Linked DNA regions of Homo sapiens: region 2 is linked to region 1. Evidence: read pairs that join two places in POLR2A ChIA-PET (ENCODE). Cell type or tissue: PC-3. All regions are shown on one strand. Links, peaks and the distances in the headings refer to the core of each region. The heading gives the core; the rest is flanking DNA. Region 1 overlaps SLMAP (sarcolemma associated protein). Region 2 overlaps FLNB (filamin B).

Region 1 (12,499 bases), core at 2,192-10,191:
GAGGCTGCAGTGAACTTTGATGGCACCACTGCACTCCATCCTAGGCAACAGAGCAAGACCCTGTCTGAAGAAAAGAAGGGCAGAATTAAACAACTTATATTTTATTTTGCAAATTCACAAATATAGGATAAAAAAATGGCTGGATGCAAATAGAAAAGAAATACTGTCTTTTCAAAAAAGAACAAAGGATTAAAAGTAGATCTTATGAAGAAAGATAAAAGAGTCAACATTAAATCTAGAGAAAAGCCTTTGTACAAGAGGAATTTTTTTGTTCAAGTATGAGGAGGTTCCAAAACAGTTTTTAAAAATCTGTTTTCAAATTTTTTTGGAGACAGGGTCTCGCTCTGTCTCTCAGGCTGAAGTGCAGTGGCATGATCAGAACTCACTACAGCCTCGAACTCCTGGGCTCAAGTCTTTTTCCTGCCTCAACCTCCCAAAGTGCTGGGATTATAGGTGTGAGCCGCCATGCCGAGCCCCAAAACAATTCTTTATCCATAGATGACTTTTGTTTTGTTTTATTTTATTTTATTCTGTTTTATTTTTGAGATGGAGTCTCACTCTGTAGCCCAAGCTGGAGTGCAGTGGTACAATCTCAGCTCACTACAACCTCTGCCTCCTGGGCCCAAGCGATTCTCCTGCCTCAGCCTCCTGAGTGGCTGGGACTACAGGCATCCACCACCCACAGCTGGCTAATTTTTTGTATTTTAGTAGAGACAGGGTTTTACCATGTTGCCCAGGGTGGTCTCAAACTCCTGAGCTCAGGCAATACACCCACTTCAGCCTCCCAAAGTGTTGGGATTACAGGCATGAGCCATGGCGCCCGGCCCATAGATGACTTTTAAATAAAAAATAACTGGGAGAGATTTTGATTGCTTAATAATATTAATAGCAAGTAATTATATAGCACTTATTATATGCCAAGCTTCATTCTAGCACTTTACCTATATTATTTAATTCTCACAACAGTCTTACAAGGTGCATATTTTATTCCTATTTTTACAGATAGAGTAACTGAGAGGCAGGAAGATTTAATAATTTATACAGTATCACATATCAAGTATATGGTAGAGCTGGGATTTGAACCTGGACAGCCAGACCTCAGATTTTCTGCTTTGTGTAACTACTGTGCTGTGCTGCTGGATTCACAGAATAATTTCTTGGTGTAGAGCAGATACTGCTTCAAGTTAATGCCATATTTAAAGAACCGTATAAATCTTTAAAAAGCAAACAAGTGTTTTGGGTTGTTTTTTTTTTTTTTTCTGGTTTTTGTGGGTTTGGGCTAGATTATGTTTCTTATTCTGGTGAGGGAGCATGGTTAAAGAAAACTCCTGGATCAGGAGATTAGAGACTGAGGTATTTTTTGTTTTTGTTTTTTTTTTTTTGAAATGGACTTTCGCTCTGTCACCCACGCTGGAGTGCACTGGCGCAATCTAGGCTCATTGCAACCTCCACCTCCCGGGTTCAAGCAGTTCTCCTGCCCCAGTCTCCCGAGTAGCTGGAATTAAAAGCATGTGCCACCACACCTGGCTAATTTTTTGTATTTTTAATAGAGTAGAGTACATTTTTAGGTTTCACCATGTTGGCCAGGCTGGCCTTAAACTCCTGACCTCAAGTGATCCATCCACCTTGGCCTCCCAAAGTGCTGGGATTACAGGTGTGAGCCACCGCACCAGGCAAGATTGAGGTTTTTATCTTAGTTCTGCTACTCAACCCACTTTTGTGACCTTGAGTGAGTCATTTTATGTGGGTAGGCCTTCAGTTGTCTTTTGTTTCAAATAATAGAACCAAACCTGTGATCCTGGGTCCCTATATTCTTTTTTGAGGTGGAGTCTTGCTCTGTTGCCCAGGCTGGAGTGCGGTGGCGTGATCTTGGCTCACTGCAACCTCCACTTCCCGGGTTCAAGCGATTCTCCTGCCTCAGCCTCCTGAGTAGCTGGGACTACAGGCATGTGCCACCACGCCTGGCTAATTTTTTGTATTTTTAGTAGAGAGGAGGTTTCACCGTGTTAGCCAGGATGGTCTCCAATCTCCTGACCTCGTTATCTGCCCACCTTGGCCTCCCAAAGTGCTGGGATTACAGGCCTGAGCCACCACACCCGGACCCCTACATTCTTTTATAGGAATCAATCAGTGAGAACAGTTTCATCTTAGTTAAGAATGTACACATCTATGAAAATGAACAGAAAATTATCAATGTATTAATCAGATCTTATCTTCCACCAGGCATAATGTATGCATAGAAAAACATTACACATTTGGATTTTAATAGAGTATTTAAGAGTATTCTAAGCCAAAATTCCCTCATTTAATCCTTGGCTTTAATTTCTGACCTACTGGAAAAGTTGTTTAACCCTTTTGTGCCTCATTTTCCTCATCTGTGAAATGGATATAGTAATAGCACTTAACTTACACAGAATTGTGAAGAATAAAAAAATTAATATATGTAAAGCACTTAGAACAGTTCCTGGCACATAGAATGTATGCCATAAATGTTAGTAGTTTACCATTCAATAGGAAGGCACATTAATTAAGCTGCTTATTATTAGAGGTGGAAGAAAACTTTGAGATTAATGTAGTTTAAACCTCATTTTTCATATGAGAAATGTGGGGCTCATATAGGTTAAATTATTTGCCCAGGCATGTATACTACTGTTACTAGTCATCGTGGATAGCAAATCTCACTCCCTCACTCTCTCACTCTTTCCAACCTTCTTGTTCTGTGAATATCCCTAGTGTCCTAATCCTCTGCTGTTCCTTTTCTAGCTCTTTGAGATAAAATTATACCAGTCTTTTCTGTATATGTTCTTATTGAACTGCTAAAGTTCTAATGTAAATTGTGAACATTTTAAGTAAAAACTGGAATAGATGCATTTTATACCTTAGAACTAACTAAAAGACCATTCCTGGACATATTAGATTTCTGTTAGGATATAGTTCATGGAGTTAAACTCTAAATGGAATTGAATTAAAAAGGTGAAATTACACCATCTAGTGGAAGTAGATTCTAAAGATATGGTTGGTTGATGGTTTTGTTTTTCAGTAAAACTTTTTGCAGCATCTGAGTGATTTCCTGAATGTTAGGAATGTTTTAGGAACTTAAACTTGGCAAATAGTCTCTTAAGTGAAGCTGTGTTTTAATATGGATTCTGAGGTGTATGGCTTTTTATTAGATTCTTTAACCGATAGCTTTATTATAACCTATAGCTTATATTAAAATGTAGTACCTCTAAGTAGACAAAATTTTCCGTAGTCATTATTTATCAAGGATGTGGAGAGCAATAAATTAATGCTTTAAACCTCAAGTACTATGTTTGAAGTGTATACTTCTCTGTTGAGGTGTCTCAGAGGCGTTAGGGTCATAAGTGTTCCTCTGGATAATGACAGGAATAGAACAAGGTGAAGAAGGTATGCCAAAACCACAACTAAGTGCTATGAGCATTTCACCTTGATTCTGAGTAAAGGAGTCTCGCTTAACAGCTATTAACTGTTAACAAGCCACCTAAAGTTTAGACTTTGTACACCAATGTCTTTCTCTGTAAAATATATCTTTGGGCTGGGCACGGTGGCTATGCCTGTAATCCCAGCACTTTGGGAGGCTAAGGCGGGCGGATCACCTGTGGTCAGGAGTTCGAGACCAGCCTGACCGACATGGAGAAACCCCCGTCTCTACTAAAAATACAAAACCAGCTGGGCGTGGTGGCGCATGCCTGTAATCCCAGCTACTCGGGAGGCTGAGGCAGGAGAATGACTTGGACCCAGGAGGCGGAGGCTGCGGTGAGCCGAGATCATGCCACTGCACTCCAGCCTGGACAATAAGGGTGAAATTCTGTCTCAAAAAAAAAAAAATTATATATATATATATATATATATATATATATATATATATATATATTTACATATAATATATATTATATATAATATATAATGTGTATATATATACACATAACATATATAACACATTATATATATATATTATGTGTAAATATATATGTATCTTTGGATATATATATCTTTGGAGCTGCCAAATAGTTATTTAATTCTCCCATTATAAGTCCCTTAATTACATTGAACCAATATTCAGTGGACTCTTACCTATTTTGGTATATTAATTACTGCTAAGTGTTATATAGTCAGAGAGAATCAGAACACCTGAAAATGCAATAGGCTGTGCGAGTGAAGCAATCTCTCTTTTTAAATGTATATATTGGCCGGGCACGGGGGCTCTTGGCCTGTAATCCCAACACTTTGGGAGGCCGAGGCAGGCAGATCACTTGAGACCAGGAGTTCAAGACCAGCCTGGCAAACATGGAGAAAGCTCATCTCCACAAAAAATACAAAAATTAGCTGGGCATGGTGGTGTGCACCTGTAGTCCCAGCTGCTCAGAAGGCTGAGGCATGAGAATTGCTTGAACGCGGGAGGTGGAGGTTGCAGTGAGCCAAGATCATGCCACTGTACTCCAACCTGGGCTGCAGAATGAGACTCTGTCTCAGAAATAAAACAAAAATGTATACGTTTATATAAACAACATTTTTAAAAGGAAAAATTAAAAGCTATTTCTATTTTGGATATCATACTTGTGCAATTAAGCCATTATAAAGTATTTTTGCTGATGACCAGATTATCTTGGCTTCAGTTGGAATGAGTTTGTTCTGAGATGTATATATTTCACATATATTCACATATATGTGTATGTGGTTGTATATATACACATGTATACATGTATATACTATCATGTATCGCTTAACAGGCATATGATCTCATTAGGTGATTTTGTCTTTGTGTGAACATTATACATTGTACTTACATAACCTAGATGGCGTAGCCTATTACACACCTAGGCTATATAGTGTAGCCTATTGCTCCTAGGCTACAAACCCATACAGCATGTTATTGTACTGCATACTGAAGGCAGTTGTAACACAATAGTATTCGTGTTTAGAAACATATCTAAACACAGAAAAGGTACAGTAAAAATAACAGTATAAAAGATAGAAAAAGGCTGGAGGCAGTGTAATCCCAGCACTTTGGGTGACCGAGGCAGGAGGAACACTTGAGGCTAGGAGTTCGAGACCAGCCTGATCAACTTGGCAAAACCCTGTCTCTACTAAAAATACAAAAATTAGCTGGGCATGGTGGCACATGCCTGTAGTCCCAGCTACTCGGGAGGCTGAGGTACCAGAATTGCTTGAACCCAGGAGGCAGAGGTTGCAGTAAGCCGAGATCACACCACTGCACTCCAGCCTGGATGACAGAGCAAGGCTCTGTCTCAAAAAAGAAAAGAAAAGAAAAGAAAAAGATAGAAAATGATATACCTGTACAAGGCACTTACCATGCATAAAGCTTGCAGGACTGGAAGCTGCTCTGGGTGAGTCATTAAGTGAGTGGTAAGTGAATGTGAAGGCCTGTGACATTACTGGACATTACTGTAGACTTTATAAACACTGTACACTTAGGCTGCTTTAAATATATATTTAAAAAGTTTTTGGGGCAGGCATGGTGGCTCATGCCTGAAATCCCAGCACTTTGGATGGCTAAGGTGGGAGGATCTTTGAGACCAGGAGTTCAAGACCATCCTGAGCAACATAAGAACGCCCCATCTGTTAAAAAAAAAAAAAACAAAAAAAAAAACTTTAAATAAAAATATTAGCTGGAGGTTGGGTGCGGGGACTCACACCTGTGATCCCAGCACTTTGGGAGGCCAAGGCGGGCGGATCACTTGAGGTCAGGAGTTCGAGACCAGCCTGTCCAACATGGTAAAACGCCGTCTCTACTGAAAATACAAAAATGAGCCAGGCGTGGTGGTGCTGCATGTCATCCCAGCTACTCAGGAGGCAGAGGTGAGAGAATTGCTTGAACCCAAGAGGCGGAGGTTGCAGTGAGCCAAGATCGCGCCATTGCACTCCAGCCTGGGCAACAGAGAGAGACTTCGTCTCAGAAAAAGAAAAAAAAAAAAATTAACTGGGCATGGTGGTGTGTGTCTGCCTCCTAGCTATTTGGAGGGCTGAGGCAGGAGGATCATAAGCTCAGGAGTTTGAGATTACAGTGAGCCATCACTTAGTGACATCATCATGCAACAGCACTCCAGCCTGGGTGACAGACCTAGACTCTTGTCTCAAAAAAAGAAAAAAAAGTTCTTCTTTCTTCAATAATAAGCTAACCTTAGCTTGCTGTAACTTTTTTACTTTATAAACTTACAAGTTTTAAAACCTTTTTGACTCTTGTATTCACACTTAGCTTAAAACACAAACACGTAGTACAACTGTTCAAAAATATTGTTTCTATTCTTAATTTATAAGCTTTTTATTATTAAAAATTTTTTAAACTTGCTTTTACTTTTTAAACTTTTTTGTTAAAAATGAAGACATAAGCACACACATTAGCCTAGGCCTACACAGTATCAAGATCATCATTATCACTATTTTCCACCTCCACATCATATCCCACTGAAAGGTCTTCAGGGGCAGTAACATGCATGGAGCTGTCATCTCCTGTGATAACAGTGCCTTCTTCTGGATACCTCCTAAAGGACCTCTCTGAAGGTATTTTACAGTTAATGTTTTTTTCTTTTTAATAAGCAGAAGGAATGCACTCTATAATTAACAATAAAAAGTATAGTACATGCATAAACTGATAAAGTCATATAATACTATTATGTATTATGTACTATATATAATTATATGTGCTATACTTTTATATAACTGGCAGCACAGTAGGTTTGTTTACACCAACATCTCCTCAAACACGTGAGTAATGCCCCCTTGTGTTACAATGTTAGGATGGCTATGATGTCATTAAGCGATAGAAATTTTTCAGCTTCATTGTAATTTTTGGGGACTACTGTGTATATGCAGTCTATAGTTGACTGAAATGTTGTTTTGTGGTGCATGACTGTGTATGTGTGTATGCATAGATATATGTCTACATACACACAGTGTGTATGTATGTGTGTGTGTGTATAAAATGCAAACCTGAAACATTTGTTAGCTTTTTCTATTGTATGTTTTTAAAAACTTGCTCTTCCAAATTATGAATAAAAAGAAAACAAAAAACAGGTGACTTGTTTTCTATTATGGGAGAAGTTGCAGTTAGAGAACCTCTAATAGCAGTACTTTCAGCCCAACAAATGAGACTAAAATGATGTGGCCCATATACATGGAGTAGCCATTTCCTATCTGCAGGGAATATGTTCCATGACCCCCAGTAGATGCCTGAAATCACAGATAGTACCAAACCCTATATCTACTATGTTTTTTCCTATATATACACATACCTATGATAAAGTTTGACTTATAAATTAAGCATAGTAAGAAATTAACAATAATAATAAAATAGAACAATTACAACAGTATACTGTTATGTGAATAAAAGTTATGTGAATGTCAACATTCTGTCTGTCTCTCTCAAAATATCTTGTACTGCACTATAACTGAAACTGTGGAAAGGGAAACCAGAGATAAGCGGGGACTGCTGTATGTTTTACAAAGTACTATCAAGTTTCACTACTTTAAAATACATCAAGTGGGATGTAATATGAAAATATTTTAGAATATGCTGAAAATTGATCACTCCTCAAAAGAATCATGATGAGCTTATTAGAATCTGTTTTGTGATTTGTAATACTAGGAGGCCTTACATCGGGAACAAATGTTGGAACAGAAGTTAGCCACGCTTCAGCGGCTACTAGCCATCACCCAAGAGGCTTCAGATACCAGTTGGCAGGTATTCCAGTTGTTTTATATTTAAGAAACATTTAAACATAGTTTAATATTCCATACATGTTAAATAAACTAAAATGTAGCAAACAAAGACAAAGTTATTTCCTAACTAATGAACAAGTTGTTGAAGATTTAGCATTTTACAGTGGATGCTGGTCAGTTTTACGCTTTTATATCTTTTGTTGTCAGTAGCAACCTTTTTTTATATACATGTGACTTTATAATTACTCGGGTTTTACTTACATTTAATTTTTCTTCAATAGGCTTTAATAGATGAAGATAGACTCTTATCACGGTTAGAAGTTATGGGAAACCAATTACAGGCATGCTCCAAAGTAGGTATTAACCTCAAATGTGTAAAATGAAATGCATAGTTTTTTATGTAACATCATTTCTTTGACTATCATTTTGAGTATATGCTAAAAACTTCATACATTTCCACAATTCTTTTAAATCTTTTGTGCTGAGAAACGTCAGACATCCATGTAAATAAAAATAATTACATAATGAATACCCATGTACAAGTCTGTCTTTTTTCTATTGCAGTTAATATTTCTTGAAAAAACTGGGTCATTTGTCCTCTAGAATTTCCCTCAGTCTGCATTGTTATTTAAACATTTTTTAGCTCCCCCTCCCACTCCATAAAGTAGTAGTTCCATCTAGAGATTTGATGTGATTTAGGTTCAGTTTTTCTTTTTGTCAACAACACTTTATGGATGGTATTGTGTTCTTCCACCAAGGGACAACATAATGTCTAGTTGTCTTTCTTTTTGAGATTTTTATCAATCATTGATGATCCCAGGCTAGATCCATTATTTCATTACGGTTACAAATAAGGCTGGGCGCAGTGGCTCACACCTATAATCCCAGCACTTTGGGAGGATGAGGCGGGCGAATCACCTGAGCTCGAGAGTTCAAGACCAGTCCAACCGACATGGAGAAATCCCATCACTACTAAAAATACAAAATTAGCCGGGCATGGTGGCACATGCCTGTAATCCCAGCTACTCAGAAGGCTGAGACAGGAGAATCCCTTGAACCCAGGAGGCAGAGGTTGCAGTGAGCCAAGATCGTGCCATTGCAATGTAGCCTGGGCAACAAGAGTGAAACTCTGTCTCAACAACAACAACAACAACAAAAAAGTTACAAAAATAATGATGTAATTCTGTTATTCCTTCACTTATTTAGCTGGGTTACTTCTATAAAGAGAAGTTTCCTTCCATACACAGTGGCTCATGCCTGTAATCCTAGCACTTTGGGAGGCCAAGGCAGGCGGATTGCTTGAGGTCAGGAGTTCAAAACCAGCGTGGCCAACATGGCGAAACCCCGTCTCTACTAAAAGTACAAAAATTAGCTGGACATGGTGGCATGTACCTGTAATCCAAGCTACTCAAGAGGCTGAGACAGAATTGCTTAAACCCGGTGGGGGTGGAGGTTGCAGTGAGCCAAGATCGCACCTCTGAACTCCAGCCTGGGCGACAGAGCGAGACTGTCTCAAAAAAAAAAAAAAAAAAAGCGGGGGCAGTTTGAGACCAGTATGGGCAACATGGCAAAACCCAGTATCTACCAAAAATTAAAGATTTGCTTAGCATAGTGGTACATAACCTGTAGTCCTAGCTACTCGGGAGGCTTAGGTGGAAGGATCGCTTGAGCCCAGGAGTTTGTGATTACAGTGAGTTATGATCGCAGAACTGCGCTCCAGCCTTGGTGACAAAGAGAGACCCTGTCTCTAAAAAAACGAAAAAAGGAAAAACAATGGCCATTGTTTTTTGTAACTTTGGCATCAAAAACCAAATACCACATGTTCTCATTTATAAGTGGAAGCTAAGCTATAGGTATGTAAAGGCATAAAGAGTGCTATAATGGACATTGGAGACTCAGAAGTTGGGAAAGTGAGAGGGGAGTGAGGGATGAAAAACTCCCTATTGAATACAATATACACTACTCAGGTAATGAGTGCACTAAAACCCCAGACATCACCACTACATAATTCATCCATGTAACCAAAAACCACTTGTATCTCTAAAGGTATTGGAATAAAAAAATTTAAATAACCCTGAGGTATGTTTTCTACGGGGAAAGCAAGATAAGTGATTTTCTCCCCTTATTTATTAGATTTCAGAATAATGAATTGGTGGTTTTTCATCTACCAAAGACTGGCCATGAAGTGTTTTCTCACTCCACTTAGATTTAAACATATTTGATGTATTTAAATCTGGTGCAGTTGTTTTTCTTGTTTTAGAGACAGGGTCTTGCTATGTTGCCCAGGCTGGTCTTGAACTCCTGGGCTCACGCAATCCTCCCATCTCGGCCTCCCAAAGTGCCACGGCCAGCCTATTTTTCTTATTGATGCTCAAATTATCCCATCTTTGGTCTGTGTAAATGTCTTCAGAGTGATAGCTTCATGCTGTCATTTCAGACAAGATGTTTCAGGCTCATTTTGTACTTTTCCTGCCCCAGACATGAAGTCTGCTTTTCCCCCATGGTACTCTTATTCCTTTTGTTTTAACCATTGTTTCAGAATGCTTGGTGCCTTTGAAGGTAATTGATTATTTTTGCCTACAAATGTGAATATGGTGGCTTGCAGAAAATATGACAAATATAAAAGTAACTAATTTTGTATATTTTAGGGAAATTCTCAATTGCCTATAACTTTTTTTTTCTATAGGAAGTGGAAATTAGTAAGTTTGTGAAGGCATAATTTACTTATGCAACTTGTAAATACATCTTTAGTTAATACAGGGCCAGAATCATTTATGTTTGGAGGTACCTTAATATATAATTTAAAGTATATCATAATGTGTTAATTTTTTTCAAACAATAAATGCTTTTAAAAAATAACTTGTCTATAATTATAAATATCTTTTATTGTAGAATCAAACAGAAGATAGTTTACGAAAGGAACTTATAGCATTACAAGAGGATAAACATAACTATGAGACAACAGCCAAAGAGTCCCTGAGGCGGGTTCTTCAGGAGAAAATTGAAGTGGTTAGAAAACTTTCAGAAGTTGAGGTATTTCAATCAAAAAAAAAATACTAAATAGTATTATGAGTGTTCAAAAAAATCTCAAGCATTCCAGGATACTTTAAACTTGGGTATTATTATATAGTTAGGAAATACTTTCTGTCTGTCAGGTGGGAAGGAACAGTTACGCTGCTTTCATTGACAGCAATTCTCCATGTGAGTTTTGGTACTTACTCCCTAGTCAATGGCTGAGGAAATAAAAGCGTAACCAGGGAATCTTATTGTTTGCATTCTGCTTAGGATTCACCCTCCATACAGCAGACCATGATATGTGCTGGGGAATTGATTTCCTGTCACTTGGTTTTGCTTTGCTTCTATTTGAGGGGGGTCAGTGTAAGGCCAAGAGTCTACACTACTTGTTCTTTTTTAATTCACTCTGCAGAGAGGAAAACTAGCTGTGTCATATATTTAGGAAGTTCAAAGGTGAAATCATCTCCAAGGTCCTTTCTAGGTCTTGGAGGAGCAATCAAAATGCAATTTTTATTGCTTTGGGGAAAAAAATTCTAATTCATAATATAGATCTTTTCTTTGAACCACTGCAAAATTACCACATAAATAATGTATTACTAGAATTAGTTAAAATGCTCATCAGAAACTAAATGGTAAACATACCTTTCCTTACTACAGGTATAGTTTGTATTGCTACCTCATCCCATAGTGCCTGATTCACTGTTGTGTGATTAATTTGATATATAAAGAAAGTTACTAAGTGTCTTTTAATTTTTTATTAAATTGATTGCTGGATATTATTAAACTTGCTTTCAAGGATTGATAGGCTTAAAATATTTTCACAGCTAAAAGTCATACCCATTGGCCTTTCAAAAATGTAATTATATAAAGGCAGCATCCTTTTCCTGCCCCTGCTCTCCCTCCACTTTTATTTTTTTGTTGTTTTTGTTAATTCTTAGTTATGTTTTCTGTTTTAGTGTGAATTGAAATTCTTATGTTATTTGACTCAGCTTTATTTAAAGTCCAGGGCAGATGTTGATTTAGAATAGTCCATAGAATTATACTTTTTATAAATTTCATTTAGAAGGAATTCTAAATAACAAATATACACTTATTCTAATTAAATTGCCTGTAAACTTGAATCGCAGCGAAGTCTGAGTAATACTGAAGATGAATGTACCCATCTGAAAGAAATGAATGAAAGGACTCAGGAAGAATTAAGAGAATTAGCCAACAAATATAATGGAGCAGTTAATGAGATTAAAGATTTATCTGATAAATTAAAGGTATGTATTTACTCTGCCTGAAAGTATGTTAAGCTAATAATCCCTAACACACTAGATAGCTTAAGATTTTAGGTATTGCTTTAGCTGGGCGTGGGGTGGCGGGCGCCTGTAATCCCAGCTTCTCAGGAGGCTGAGGTAGGAGAATTGCTTGAACCCAGGAGACGGAGGTTGCAGCGAGCTGAGATCACGTCACTGCACTCCAGCCTGGGCGACAGAGCGATACTCCATCTCAAAGGAAAAACAAACAAACAAACAAACAAAAAACAGTTTGGGCCAGGCGCAGTGGCTCACGCCTGTAATCCCAGCACTTTGGGAGGCCGAGGCGGGCAGATCATGAGGTCAAGAGATTGAGACCATCCTGGCCAACATGGTGAAACCCCGTCTCTACTAAAAATACAAAAATTAGCTGGGCGTGGTGACACATGCCTGTAGTCCCAGCTCCTTGGGAGTCTAAGGCAGAAGAATCACTTGAACCCAGGAGGCAGAGGTTGCAGTGAGCCAAGATTGCACCACTGCACTCC
Region 2 (12,499 bases), core at 1,453-9,452, 250 kb after region 1:
ACTACAAGGCATCAGCAGGGCTAGAACCACAGACTCTGTTGGCCTTACCCTTAACTACTCTGCTAAACTCCCTCTGGCGCTGGGGGTACGCATTTTTCTCAAATGTTAGACTCTCTCCCTCTGACTTTGTTGCCCCTTTTTTTCTGTTTTGTTTTGTTTTGTTTTGTTTTCCAACTGTACTACCTTTTCTAACCCACACTTGCCTTTCCCTGTTCTGTCCTCTGAATCTGCGTCTGCAGACGTGGCTTCCTCTTCCGAATCCTACCTCTGGGCCAGCCTGGACCCTGAAGCTGTTGGCTTCCTAGTTGAGACCACTGGGCCAGAGGCCTCTTGCTTGGTAAGGGCTGGTTGGGTGGGACTTCCTTGCCAGTTCTTTGTGCTGCTTGTGAATGTTAGCTGGGCCCGTGTTCTGTGTGATTTTAGGAAACTCTGTGCAGGTGTTATTATTACAGCCTGTCCAGCCGGAACCCAAACCCACTGTCTAATTGCCTTTAAACACATCTAGGGCTTTTTTAGATGGTGAAGGAGCTGGTGGTGCCCTTCAGACTCTAGCCCCATTTAATGTTTATATGAACTCAGCAATTACTCTTTTGATGTTGAGACTGTTGCACATGTTCATAATTTCCATGAGTGTGTGTGTGTTTCTTAAGACACATTAAAGCCCTCCGAGGAAGTCCTGTCATTGTATTGTGACTGACTTCTGGTATGACCAACTTTTCTCCCCTTGACAAAGAAAAAACAGGCAAAAAAAATTCTAACATATTCCTAAGCAAAGCTCTTTTTTACATAAGAGAGCATTTTGAATAGCTTTCCTAATTCTACTATTGTTTTCCAACCTTTCCTCACTCGTGGACTTCCTTTTTCTTTTCTGGCCTGTACATCCTATACTATTTAGCATTTAATGAATAACCTTTTTCTTTTAATTTACTAACATCCTCTCTCCCACCTAAATGATTTTACATATGTAAAAAAAAAATATATATATATTTGCAGGGGCGCGGTGGGAAGGATACAGGGTCTCACTCTGTCTTTTGGGCTGGAGTGCAGTGGTACCATCATGGCTCACTTGTAGCCTCGACCTCCCAGGCTCAAATGATCCTCCCACTTCAGCCTCTTGAGTAGCTAAGACTGTAGATGTGCGCCACCATGCCTGGTTACATTTTTTACCCTTTTTTTTTCTTTTTCTTTTTCTTTTTTTTTTTGTTTTGTTTTGTTTTGAGACAGAGTCTCACTCTCTCACCCATGCTGGAGTGTGGTGGTGTGATCTTGGCTCACTGCAGCTTCTGCTTCCCTGGTTCAAGTGATTCTTGCCTCAGCCACCTGAGTAGCTGGGACTACAGGTGCACACCACCACGCCTGGCTAAGTTTTTTTGTACTTTTAGCAGACACAGGGTTTCACTATGTTGGCCAGGCTGGTCTCGAACTCCTGATGTCAAGTGATCCACCTGCCTCGGCCTCCCAAAATGCTGGGTTTACAGGCATAAGCCACCATGCCTGACCTAATTTTTCTTTTTTTTGTAGAGGTGGGGTCTCACTCTGTTGTCCAGACTGGTCTTAAACCCCTGGACTCAAGCAATCTCCCCGCCTCAGCCTCCCAAAGTGCTGGGTTTACAGATGTAAATTATTTTATGTTAAAAGAAACTTTATATCACTTTCACAATGGAAAACCAAAGTCACTTGCCATAAAGTGCCACCGTAAGCTTATGTTCATCCATAAACCATCTAAAATCATCTCTAACTCCAAGGGTATGTGTATGACTCTTTGGGAAGCAGTTGTTTGCCAAATAGCCAGCTAAGGCCATTGCAGGAAGGAGGAACCAGAGGAGGAATTACCTTCCGTCTGTGGAGTAGAGTCCCGTCTTCTGGAGTCTGTGACCTTCCTGTATAGAGATTTGTCAAATTTTCAGTGTTAGATTTGGAAAGGAAAAGCCACTTAATAACATGACATTTTCCCCACTAGTCTCCCGTTTCTATTTACTGAAAAGGTTGTCCGTGCTGGGCAGAAGATTTATTCTAGGGCATAAAGGTATCTTTTATCAACCTCTAGATACCATGGAACAGTAGTTCTGTGGACATTTCAAGTAAGGCATATTGGAAGCTATCTTCGCCCTTAACTTTTAGACTTACAACTCTAGGTTTTCAAGCTAGACCCGGAAATGAAATCAGCAATGGTGTTTACTGCTAATTATTGCCTTTATAGCCACCCACATTCTGAAGGCCTTGTAACAGACAGCACGAAAAGATTGGTCTGCCTCAGCCAAGGTGGGGCTGAACTGGTCTCTTTCCAAGCTGTGTTGGTTGTTTTTGCCTGGTTGTTCAGGCGGAAGACAACAACATTTAGACACTTAAAAATGGCTGACCCAGGTTTTGGAACCCAGACAGGCATTTTCAAGTACTGCATTTTCCAAGAAGACTTGAAAAAGTCCAGTCTATCCAATTACTGAGCCCTTGAGTATGGCAGTGAGGTTTGAATAATGTCCAGCACTCGGCCTTAACTCCCTTTCACAAATGAAAGGTTAAATGCTGGAAGCAGGAGCACAGCATGGATTTGCTGTGCTCTCCTGTTTTCTTTGCCAAAGTCACTTTTCTCCAGTCCTTCTGTGGTGTCACTGGACAAAGTTATATTGTGTCTGTATTTGCTAGCCTGGTGTGCTCCCTGAGTGGGACCCCTGGTCTTGGGCAACTACTGCATACTATTTGTGCAAAGCAAATATTTTCTTGGCGGGTGGCTCCAGGTTACCTTGGCTTTCACGACTCTGACTAAAGAATGAAAGATTGAATTGATGTCAAAACTGTGCTTGCAGCCTGCAATCCAAATGCCTGCCGGGCCAGTGGCCGAGGCCTACAACCCAAAGGCGTCCGTATCCGGGAGACCACAGATTTCAAGGTTGACACCAAAGCTGCAGGAAGTGGGGAGCTCGGTGTAACCATGAAGGGTCCTAGTAAGTGTTCCTTTGTTTCTCTATCTCAGGTGTGGTTTTGGCTAACTTTGCAGCCATGGCATATGGATTTCATCCCACGGCCAGTTGTCCTCAATAATCCCAGAAGGCTATGTCAAGGATTTGAGGCTATCTGGGCTCCTTGGGGAAGACGGCAGTGATTGATTAGTAATGTCTGCCCTGGATGCGGCCAGTGGGTGGCTTGACAGCTTTACATTACATCAAGACTTCTGGGAGTAGAAAAAGCAGTGATGTAAAGGAGTTGGGGAAATGCTGCTGTTGGAACAAGTGGCTCATTTTTTATTTTAGACATCTGGGCTCAGAGAGGAAGGCTCTTGCCTAAGGTCATACAGCGTTTGTAATCATCTGAGCTGGAATTCAAGCACAGTCTCCAAAGCCAGTGATTTTCCCACTACAGGTTACATTTTATAGAGTATGAAATTATGTCAAGTACTTAATTACTATGATCAGTGCTTATAGAAGGAGAATAAAATTCCCTAAGATTAAGTTTTCTTTGTAGATAAATGCCATTTGTGGAGGTACAGGTTAAACCCTGCAACCCATTCTCTCTCCCTCTTTTGGGGAAGGAGACAGCAGATGTGGGGATGGGTGTCTTCACTTTTTTCGTTGGAACAGAGAAGCATTTCAGCACTTCTAGTCTCGGGTGTAGCAGCCTTTGGTGGTTTTACTCCCATGCCTGTGGAATCTTGAGCTTCCTGTACCAGGATTGCTCTTACCTTCTGTGTTCCCAACAGGCTGGGGCAGGAGCATTCTGAGCTCCAGAAAGTTAATATTTGACTTCACAGCACCAGGCTTTGGGTCAGGCTGTGCCCTGAGGGTAGCCGAGGTTCTAGACTGCCCAGACCTGGAGTCAAGCTGCTTGGGGACTGTCTTCCCTCCCAGATTATTCCAACAGGAGCCAAGGAGGGTGTGTGTGTGTGTGTGTGTGTGTGTGTGCACGCGCGTGCATGCCTCTGCGTATGTGTGCGTACGTGTGTGTTTTCTCCTGACCTTGAATACTTGCTTGACTCAACGGCTTTCCTGGCCAAACCTCAGGGCTCAACACAAAACAAGTTCCTGCCTGATGGCTGGGTTTGGAGTTTGCAGCGTCACATCTAAAACCTGTCCTCTTGCAGATAGCGTCTGAGGACTTTCTTGCTTTTGTTGTCCAGCTTTAGATGGAAAAGTATACGCTGGAACACTGAACCTAAAACTCATACCAAATACTTCTAAAGGTTTACTTCTTCCCCAGTTTTTGTGGGGGACTAGGAAGGGTAGCTATGATTATTGGGAAATACTGAAATGTGACTGGATTTATCTTTATGCAGGCCCAGGGAGTTCAGGACCTCAGGGCCCCTCGTAGCCAAGCAAGATTTCTAAAGCCAATTAGCTGGGAAATCCTCCATTTCCTCATACCTTGAAGCAGAGATGGCTGTGTTTTTAGCTTTGAAATAATCTCCCAGGCTTTGAGGGGAGAGGTCCCATACTCTGGGGCAGCCCACTTGGTTTTTATGTATGGTTTATGTTTTGTTCAGTGTGGCTGCCTCTCTGTTCTTGTCCTTTTGATTCTCATTTTGGGCCTAGGATTGTGTTGGAAAGATTATCTCCTTCCTTCCCACAGAGGGTCTGGAGGAGCTGGTGAAGCAGAAAGACTTTCTGGATGGGGTCTACGCATTCGAGTATTACCCCAGCACCCCGGGGAGATACAGCATTGCCATCACATGGGGGGGACACCACATTCCAAAGAGGTGAGGCTCCTGCTGCAGAGGGGTCTTCTCTGGAGGGTGCTCGGCCCAGGGCGGACTCATGGGTAGTTGCTTCCCGGGCTGCAGGAGGGAAAGAGATCTGCTTTGTTGAAAACTTTTTTTTTTTTTTTTTCGGAGCAGCACAGACATTTGGCCTGTTCTCAAAAGCAGCAGAAAGTTGCTGTGGTTTTAGCTGACTTGCTTTAAATCAAATGCTGGTGGTTAGGGGCTGGTGGGAGGCAGGGGAGGCAGAAGGAGCAGTTAGAGCAAATGGGCTGTGTGTCTAGATGCCCGCATATAAACTGAGATTCTCTTTTTCAATGAACTCCTTTGTTCATGAATGCCACGGGGCAGAATCTGCTGTGGTTTACATTAAGACCGTCTACGTGAGTGCTGTCAGGGGCCAAGGGACGCAGTCTACAGCTTTGCCTTGTGGGCATTGCACTTGCCCCTCTGCGTTCTGTGTTTTCCAGCTCCCCTGGAGGTGCAACTTTAAACTCCGAATAAATTCAGTTAGCCTTGAGAAATATTTGGGCATTATTGGGTTCCGAATACCTACCACGCTTTTTTTTTTAAGCCTCCCATGCCAAGGTTACAGCACATTCATTCATGTATGAGATAAAGCCCATTCAACCAAGTTTTCTGGTTATAGCATAAGCAGGATATAGTGTGTGGACTCTCTCACTTTCCAGGGTCATAGTCTGGGGAGGCCTGCACACAAAGGTAAAGGGCCAGGAGGCTGGTGCAAAGCAGCGTGGCTTGAGTGCCAACCCAGTGGCCACCTGAGCTCCCAGAAGCAGTCACATTACATTATATTGTTGACATAACAGTAGCTATGGGTGAGAGGCCTGCAGGAGGAAGGGCTTGGCTGCAGTTTGGGATGCCAGATGAAAGGATCAGGCAAGTGGAAAGAATGTGCAAAGGAACTGCAGCTTATGGCTATAGTGACACCTTACTTTACTCTTCTTTGATGCTTCTTCTATTCCTTTCCCTGTAGCCCCTTTGAAGTTCAAGTTGGCCCTGAAGCGGGTATGCAGAAAGTCCGTGCTTGGGGCCCTGGGCTCCATGGTGGGATTGTCGGGCGGTCAGCGGACTTCGTGGTAGAATCCATTGGCTCTGAAGTGGGGTCTCTGGGTAAGTGGACACAGCTGACCAGCATCTTCTGGAGGACTGAGGATTACAGGGCTTCCGGGCTGTGTCAGGCTGGATGTTGGGGCCTTGCCTAGCCTCAATACCTTTAGCTTCCTGGCCTCCTGGCCACCCTAAGCCATCTCTGCGTGCTGCTGTACATTTGCAGTTGCCTCTGATACCAGCATTGATTCATTCAGGAGACCTTGAGGGCAGAAACCTTATGTGGGTATTGTGCCTAAAACAATGCTTGGAACGTAGTAAACACTTAGCAAATAGTGTTGACTGACCTTTATAGTTTAGATGAATGAATGAATGAATTTTGCTGAAATTTGGATTTGGAAGATAAATATTTCCTTTGGAGCACAGCTGAAGTATATTTTAAATACATGTCTAATGTATATATGATCATTTTATATCAGGAGTCAGCCAGCTTTTTCTATAAAAGGCCAGATGGCAAATATTTTCCACCTGTGGGCCTTATGGTCTCTGTCACAGTTATTTGACTCTGCCGTTGTAGCCTGAAAGCAGCTATAGGAATACGTAAACAAACGTGTGTGGCCATGTTCCAGTAAAACTTTATTTGCAAAAGTAAGCAATGGGCCAGATGTGGCCTTCAGACTGTCGTTTAGCAACCCGTTTTAGGTAATAGCAATAAGCAAAAGAGAAAAATAAGAAATCACATTTAATTTTCCCTTCTAGAGAGATGATATGAATCGTCTTGTATATTCTTAGTCTAGAGATAATATTAAGTCTTTTAGTGTATCCTTCTAGACTTTTTTCTCTATATATGCATGCAAATATTGATTTGGTACAGAAAATATCTTAGACAAGTCTTTATATCTTTATGCGTAAATATAGGGTATGCCTTCATTTTCCATAGCTTCCATGGAATTCCATTGTATGGCTCTATCCATTGTCAGGCTCTTCAGTTATTTCCAGGGTTTTGCTATAAAAACAGTGCTGACTGTGTATCCTTGGTAATTGCCTTCAGATAAAAACCCAGAAGTGGATTTGGTGGTGCTAAGAGTGGGTGTTGGTTCAAGGCTTTTGCCACATGTTGCCACATCTCCAACAGAAGGGTTTGCTGGTTGGACTTCCCCTGTTGGATGATGATAAAATACATATAATGTATTTAATACTATATATATATATATATATATATATCCTCCTGGCCTCAAGTGATCCACCTGCCTCGGCCCTCCCAAAGTGCTGGGATGACAGGTGTGAGCCACCACACCCAGCCCAGGCCTACATTTGAAAAAAAAAAAATATATATATATTTTCCACCCCTTCCATCTCTACTGAAGACTTAATGAGCTTGGTTTTGGAAGAAAGGGATACAAACAGATTTCAATCTTCTGGCCAACACTTGGCTTTTAGGGAGGCAGCGGGAATGAGCTGTCGTAACATAGAATAGGTGCTTTCCACCATATAACCAGGGAGACCCTTCCACCTCCACCCCCTAGGGTTTGCCATTGAAGGCCCCTCTCAGGCAAAGATTGAGTACAACGACCAGAATGATGGATCGTGTGATGTCAAATACTGGCCCAAGGAGCCTGGCGAATATGCTGTTCACATCATGTGTGACGACGAAGACATCAAGGACAGCCCGTACATGGCCTTCATCCACCCAGCCACGGGAGGCTACAACCCTGATCTGGTGAATCAGCTGCTGTGCTTCTGTCTTCTTGTCCCTGGCCCCTGGTTCCTCACCCCCATGCCCGAAGTTGCCTTAAGCAGCATGTTGAGAGATGGCAGAGAGGAATCATTTGGATTTTAGGAAGGAAACAGGCCTGCATTTGTTTGTTTGTTTGTTTGTTTGTTTGTTTGTTTTGAGACAGACTCTTGCTCTGTCGCCCAGGCTGGGGTACGGTGGCATGATCACAGCTCACTGGAACCTCTGCCTCCTGGGTTCAAGTGATTCTCGTGCCTTAGCCTCCCAAGTAGCTGGAACTACAGGCATGTGCCACCACAGCTGGCTAATCTTTGTATTGTTTAGTAGAGATGGGGTTTCACCATGTTGGCCAGGCTGGTCTCGAACTCCTGGCCTCAAGTGATCCACCCGCCTCGGCCCTCCCAAAGTGCTGGGATTACAGGTGTGAGCCTCCACACCCAGCCCAGGCCTACATTTGAATCCTGGTAGTAGCACTTAGCACTTTTATAGTGTTGGGCAAGTAACTTACCTATCTGACTCTTGGTGTCTTCCTCTATAAGACAGGAATGATAGTAGTCTCTGCTTCTAGAGAGCTTCTAGGATGATTCAGGAGGTGGCATGCATAAAGACCGCCTTTGGCTTATGCCTGGCCCATGCAGGGAGCTCCATAAGCTGTTATTTTCTTGCAACTCCGGGGATCATATGTCAGTCTTACAGCCATTTTCTATAGTTATTATTTCAAGGTGCTCCATAGATAAAGGATTTTTTTTTCCTAGTTCCGTGTCTCTTAAGTTGGAGCAATGTTTCCAAGAGTGTCCTCTCAAACCCTTAGCAGGCTGATAAGCATCAAGTCTGAGCCAGCCTGGCTGACAGGGAGTTGGCCCCAGAGGCCACGTGTGCTACTGTTGGCCCACACGGGCAGCTGTCCATAGGCTGATGTCAGTCTGGGCTGGTAGCTACCCCGTTTTGGCCAAATGATATTCCTTTGCCCTCTAGGGCAAATGTTGTCCGTGGTAAAGATTCTGAGTCCCCTCAAAGTGGGAACGTTGAAACTGGGCATGACTAGAGGTCTCTGCCCCAGTTGTTAGAAGTTCTTTAGGTCAACTCAGAATAAGGCAGGGAGCATGGGTTAGTTTGGGCATGGTTTTAGAACAGGGGTTTCCAATATTTTGCCTTCCCTGGGCCACACTGGAAGGAGAAGAATTGTCTTGGGCCACACATAAAATACTAATGATAGCCGATGAACAAAAACAAAAACAAAAAAAAAATTGCAAAAAATTTTATAACATTTTAAGAAAGTTTACAAATTTGTGTTGGGCTGCATTCAAAGCCATCCTGGGCCGCATGCGGGCTTCAGGCCGTGGGTTGGATTTGTTTAGAGAGTTTTCTCCCTTATGAGGGAGAGACATTTGTTTTTAAGTTACAACCTACTTTAGCACTTTACTTCCCATAACCAACCTCTTATGTGGATACTGTAAAACCAGACACAGGTCATTTTGTTCTTCCCCCACCCCCTGGTTACCTGTCTTTGTATAAGGGTTTAGTTGGGGCATTACACAGAAAGAGACTTACTATCTGCCTTTGCTTCAGGTTCGAGCATACGGGCCAGGTTTGGAGAAATCTGGATGCATTGTCAACAACCTGGCCGAGTTCACTGTGGATCCTAAGGATGCTGGAAAAGCTCCCTTAAAGATATTTGCTCAGGTAAATTTCAGGGGGCCACCTGTGCAGGTAATTGTCAGGTAACAAGATCTGACCACGTAATGGCAAGTTGCTGAGTCCATCTGATCTTCAGTTTCCTCATCTGCACCGTGGAAATGATAAGAAGATTATCTTATAGGGTTATGTGAGGGTTCAGTGAGACTACCATGTAGAGTACTGGGCTTTAAAAAAATCAGCTTTCTGATTTATATTCTGTGGAAATGAGGCTTGTTTGTTTCAGGTTATTCTATAATGTCTTTTGGTGTGGCTGAAGCTGCTGAGGCCATGGGGGGAGATTTGTAAACAAGGATTTAAAAAGTATGTTTATTTAATCTAATTGAATTTGGCCAAAGGACTTAAATGCAGGAATTGAGTGGCCAAAGCTTTGTTTTTGGGTCACTTGCTCTTAATAACTAAAAATAAATAAATGCATGTCATATTTTGTCACTGGTTGTCACCGTGTTGTGAAAATATGGCACATTGTAGTTGGTCCATGAAGTTTTGTTGTATAAGCAAGTGGTGACTTGGCTGTCTTGGGAGGCCACAGTGACCCTGTCTGATAGAGACAGTGTGAGGGCCACCTCTGGTCCTAGCTCTGGCTTTTTTGCAGGATGGGGAAGGCCAACGCATTGACATCCAGATGAAGAACCGGATGGACGGCACATATGCATGCTCATACACCCCGGTGAAGGCCATCAAGCACACCATTGCTGTGGTCTGGGGAGGCGTGAACATCCCGCACAGCCCCTACAGGGTAGGTTGTGAGGCAGAATCCTGGCTGTTTTATGGAAATGCCTGGTCATACACCAGGTCTGGGATCCATGCCTGACAGCCAAGGCAGACATATGGAAGGAACCCATCCCTGGTGGGCCTTGAATGATGGAGGGGCCCGAAGGGCAGAGTGCTCCAGCCTGCTCAGAAGAACTATTTCTAACAATGTTTTTTAATAGTATTTTACTGGGTCCAAGTGGAGGAGAACTTGATGACCTTCTCCATGTCTTCTCTAGGTCAACATCGGGCAAGGTAGCCATCCTCAGAAGGTCAAAGTGTTTGGGCCAGGTGTGGAGAGAAGTGGTCTGAAGGCAAATGAACCTACACACTTCACGGTGGACTGTACTGAGGCTGGGGAAGGTGAGAAAGGGCTTTGTTCAACCCAGTGATCATTGCTCCGTGGGGAAGGCAGTTCTTTTCATAACGTTTCAATGCCTTTTGAACTAGGAAGTAGTCCATCTGAATAGGTAATCATCTACTGAGCCTCTGAGTCATTCCTTAGTGATATCTTTGCTAATCCATCATCCCTTTCCCCAAATCCTTACTCTTTCTCAGGTTTCTTACTAGAAACTTCCCAATTGCTTTTTGAGGGTGTTAACCTGAGCTGGAAGAGATTGCACAGGACATGCTGTTTCTTGTAAGCTGGTGCTAATAAGCTGGTCTGTTCCAGGTGATGTCAGTGTTGGCATTAAGTGTGATGCCCGGGTGTTAAGTGAAGATGAGGAAGACGTGGATTTTGACATTATTCACAATGCCAATGATACGTTCACAGTCAAATATGTGCCTCCTGCTGCTGGGCGATACACTATCAAAGTTCTCTTTGCATCTCAGGTACGTGGTGGGGCCTGGGAGGAGATGGGTGGAGTAGGCCTGGATTCTCTTTGGCCACTTGTGTGCATGTCTCATCTACTTTTTGGTGTTTTGTTAGTATTATTATTTTTGAGATGGAGTCTCACTCTTTCACCCAAGCTAGAGTGCAGTGGTGTGATCTTGGCTCACTGCAACCTCTGCCTCCCAGGTTCAAGTGATCCTCCCACCTCAGCCTCCCAAGTAGCTGGGGACTACAGGCTCATACCACCACCCAGCTAATTTTTTTTTAATTTGTTTTTATTTTTTTATTTTTTTTTTGAGATGGAGTTTTGCTCTTGTTGCCCAAGCTGGAGTGCAATGGCATGATCTTGGCTCACTGCAACCTCTGCCTCCCGGGTTCAAGTGATTCTCCTGCCTCAGCCTCCCAAGTAGCTGGGATTACAGGCCACCACGCCTGGCTAATTTTTTTGTATTTTTATAGAAATGGGGTTTCACCATGTTAGCCAGGCTGGTCTCAAACTTCTGACCTCAGATGATACGCCTGCCTTGGCCTCCCAAAGTGCTGGGATTCTAGGTGTGAGCCACCGTGCCTGGCCACTCAGCTAATTGTTTTGCATTTTTAGTAGAGACGGTTGCCCAGACTGCTCTCGAGCTCCTGACCTCAGGCCCACCTGGCCTCCCAAAGTGTTGGGATTATAGGCATGAGCCACCACATTTGGCCTCCTTTTTGGTGTTTTACTGACAGGGAAGTTGTCTTGAGAACACTGCTCAATCGTTTTCTCTCTGGCTCCTTACAACCAAGAAGGAAAAAAAATTTACCCAGAGCTAAATTATTACCACTTTCTAACAAAAGTGAGGCAGTGTGTTCAGTGGTTAAAAGCAGGGGTCTGGAGAGAGACTAGTTTGTAATAAATTTTCATCAATATTTTGGTTGAAATGCAGTTAGCTTCTAGATATGTTCTACTTTGATGCCTTTGAAGCAATGACTGTGGTCTCCACCCTTAAATTTTTATAGAGAGAGGTGATTTGAAGTTTCAGGTATGCAATAGTGAAGATAGGGTGAGCAGGATCCTGAAAGAGAGAATTTTGAAATCCTAGGGATTAAAATTAACCTTACATAAAAATGGAAATCTTAGTAGAATGTTCTGTGCCTAAAGGTAGTGGTCTTGACATCCATTTAACCTCTTCTGCCTTTATTCCAATAGTCTGCAACATTCTTTTTGAAGAATTATAATCATTCTGTCTCTGATCACTTCTTGCATTTCCCCAGACCTTAGCTCTCAGCTGTCCCTGGAGGACATTTCCTTCCCCCAGCCCCATGTATTATTGTCGTTTTTGGTTTTATTCTTGTTGGCATTTTTCATCCTGAGTACTCAACATTCAGTATTAAAGGCTCAAAGTCCTCGGGTTTGTTTGTGACATCAGGGATCCAGGCATTAGAGAGTGACCTGTTATAGAAGGCCCTTTCCCAATGCTGGGCCCTTTTGGCTTATCTTACCCTTCTGTTTACCTGTGGTAATAGAAGTCTGCTCACCACTCGCTAAGTCAGAGTGATGCTAAGGTTCACCCTTTGTTGAAGGCTCCCTGAGCTCTGGCTGTTGCTTCAGGGGCTTTCCTACTAAGACTGTGTCTCTGCTACAGGAAATCCCCGCCAGCCCTTTCAGAGTCAAAGTTGACCCTTCCCACGATGCCAGCAAAGTGAAGGCAGAAGGCCCAGGGCTCAGCAAAGCAGGTAAGATGGCACGTCT

The links. Peaks named below come from ENCODE experiments on the same cell type or tissue, not always from the same donor. Only the 100,000 strongest peaks of a DNase experiment are listed, where the experiment ranks them.
Region 2: POLR2A ChIA-PET joins it to region 1 with 15 read pairs; 3 of 35 experiments call an interaction of 5 or more read pairs at or near these places.

What each region holds. Positions count from the first base shown.
Region 1 is chr3:57,850,109-57,862,607 of GRCh38, forward strand. SLMAP (sarcolemma associated protein) reads left to right here. Exons shown (of 25, transcript NM_001377540.1): 7 at 7,625-7,720; 8 at 7,980-8,051; 9 at 10,591-10,731; 10 at 11,841-11,978. Among named protein-coding and RNA genes, the nearest start is that of SLMAP, 100 kb to the left of the region's middle. In PC-3, for the core only: CTCF peaks have their summits at 2,996 (motif pointing left) and 6,742 (motif pointing left); a DNase peak (open chromatin) is centred at 5,373.
Region 2 is chr3:58,099,399-58,111,897 of GRCh38, forward strand. FLNB (filamin B) reads left to right here. Exons shown (of 46, transcript NM_001457.4): 9 at 2,805-2,942; 10 at 4,561-4,687; 11 at 5,682-5,818; 12 at 7,282-7,475; 13 at 9,060-9,173; 14 at 9,781-9,924; 15 at 10,178-10,301; 16 at 10,612-10,772; 17 at 12,393-12,483. Among named protein-coding and RNA genes, the nearest start is that of FLNB-AS1, 65 kb to the right of the region's middle. RefSeq lists an enhancer at 12,384-12,499. In PC-3, for the core only: no CTCF peak of the experiment used is centred there; no DNase peak of the experiment used is centred there.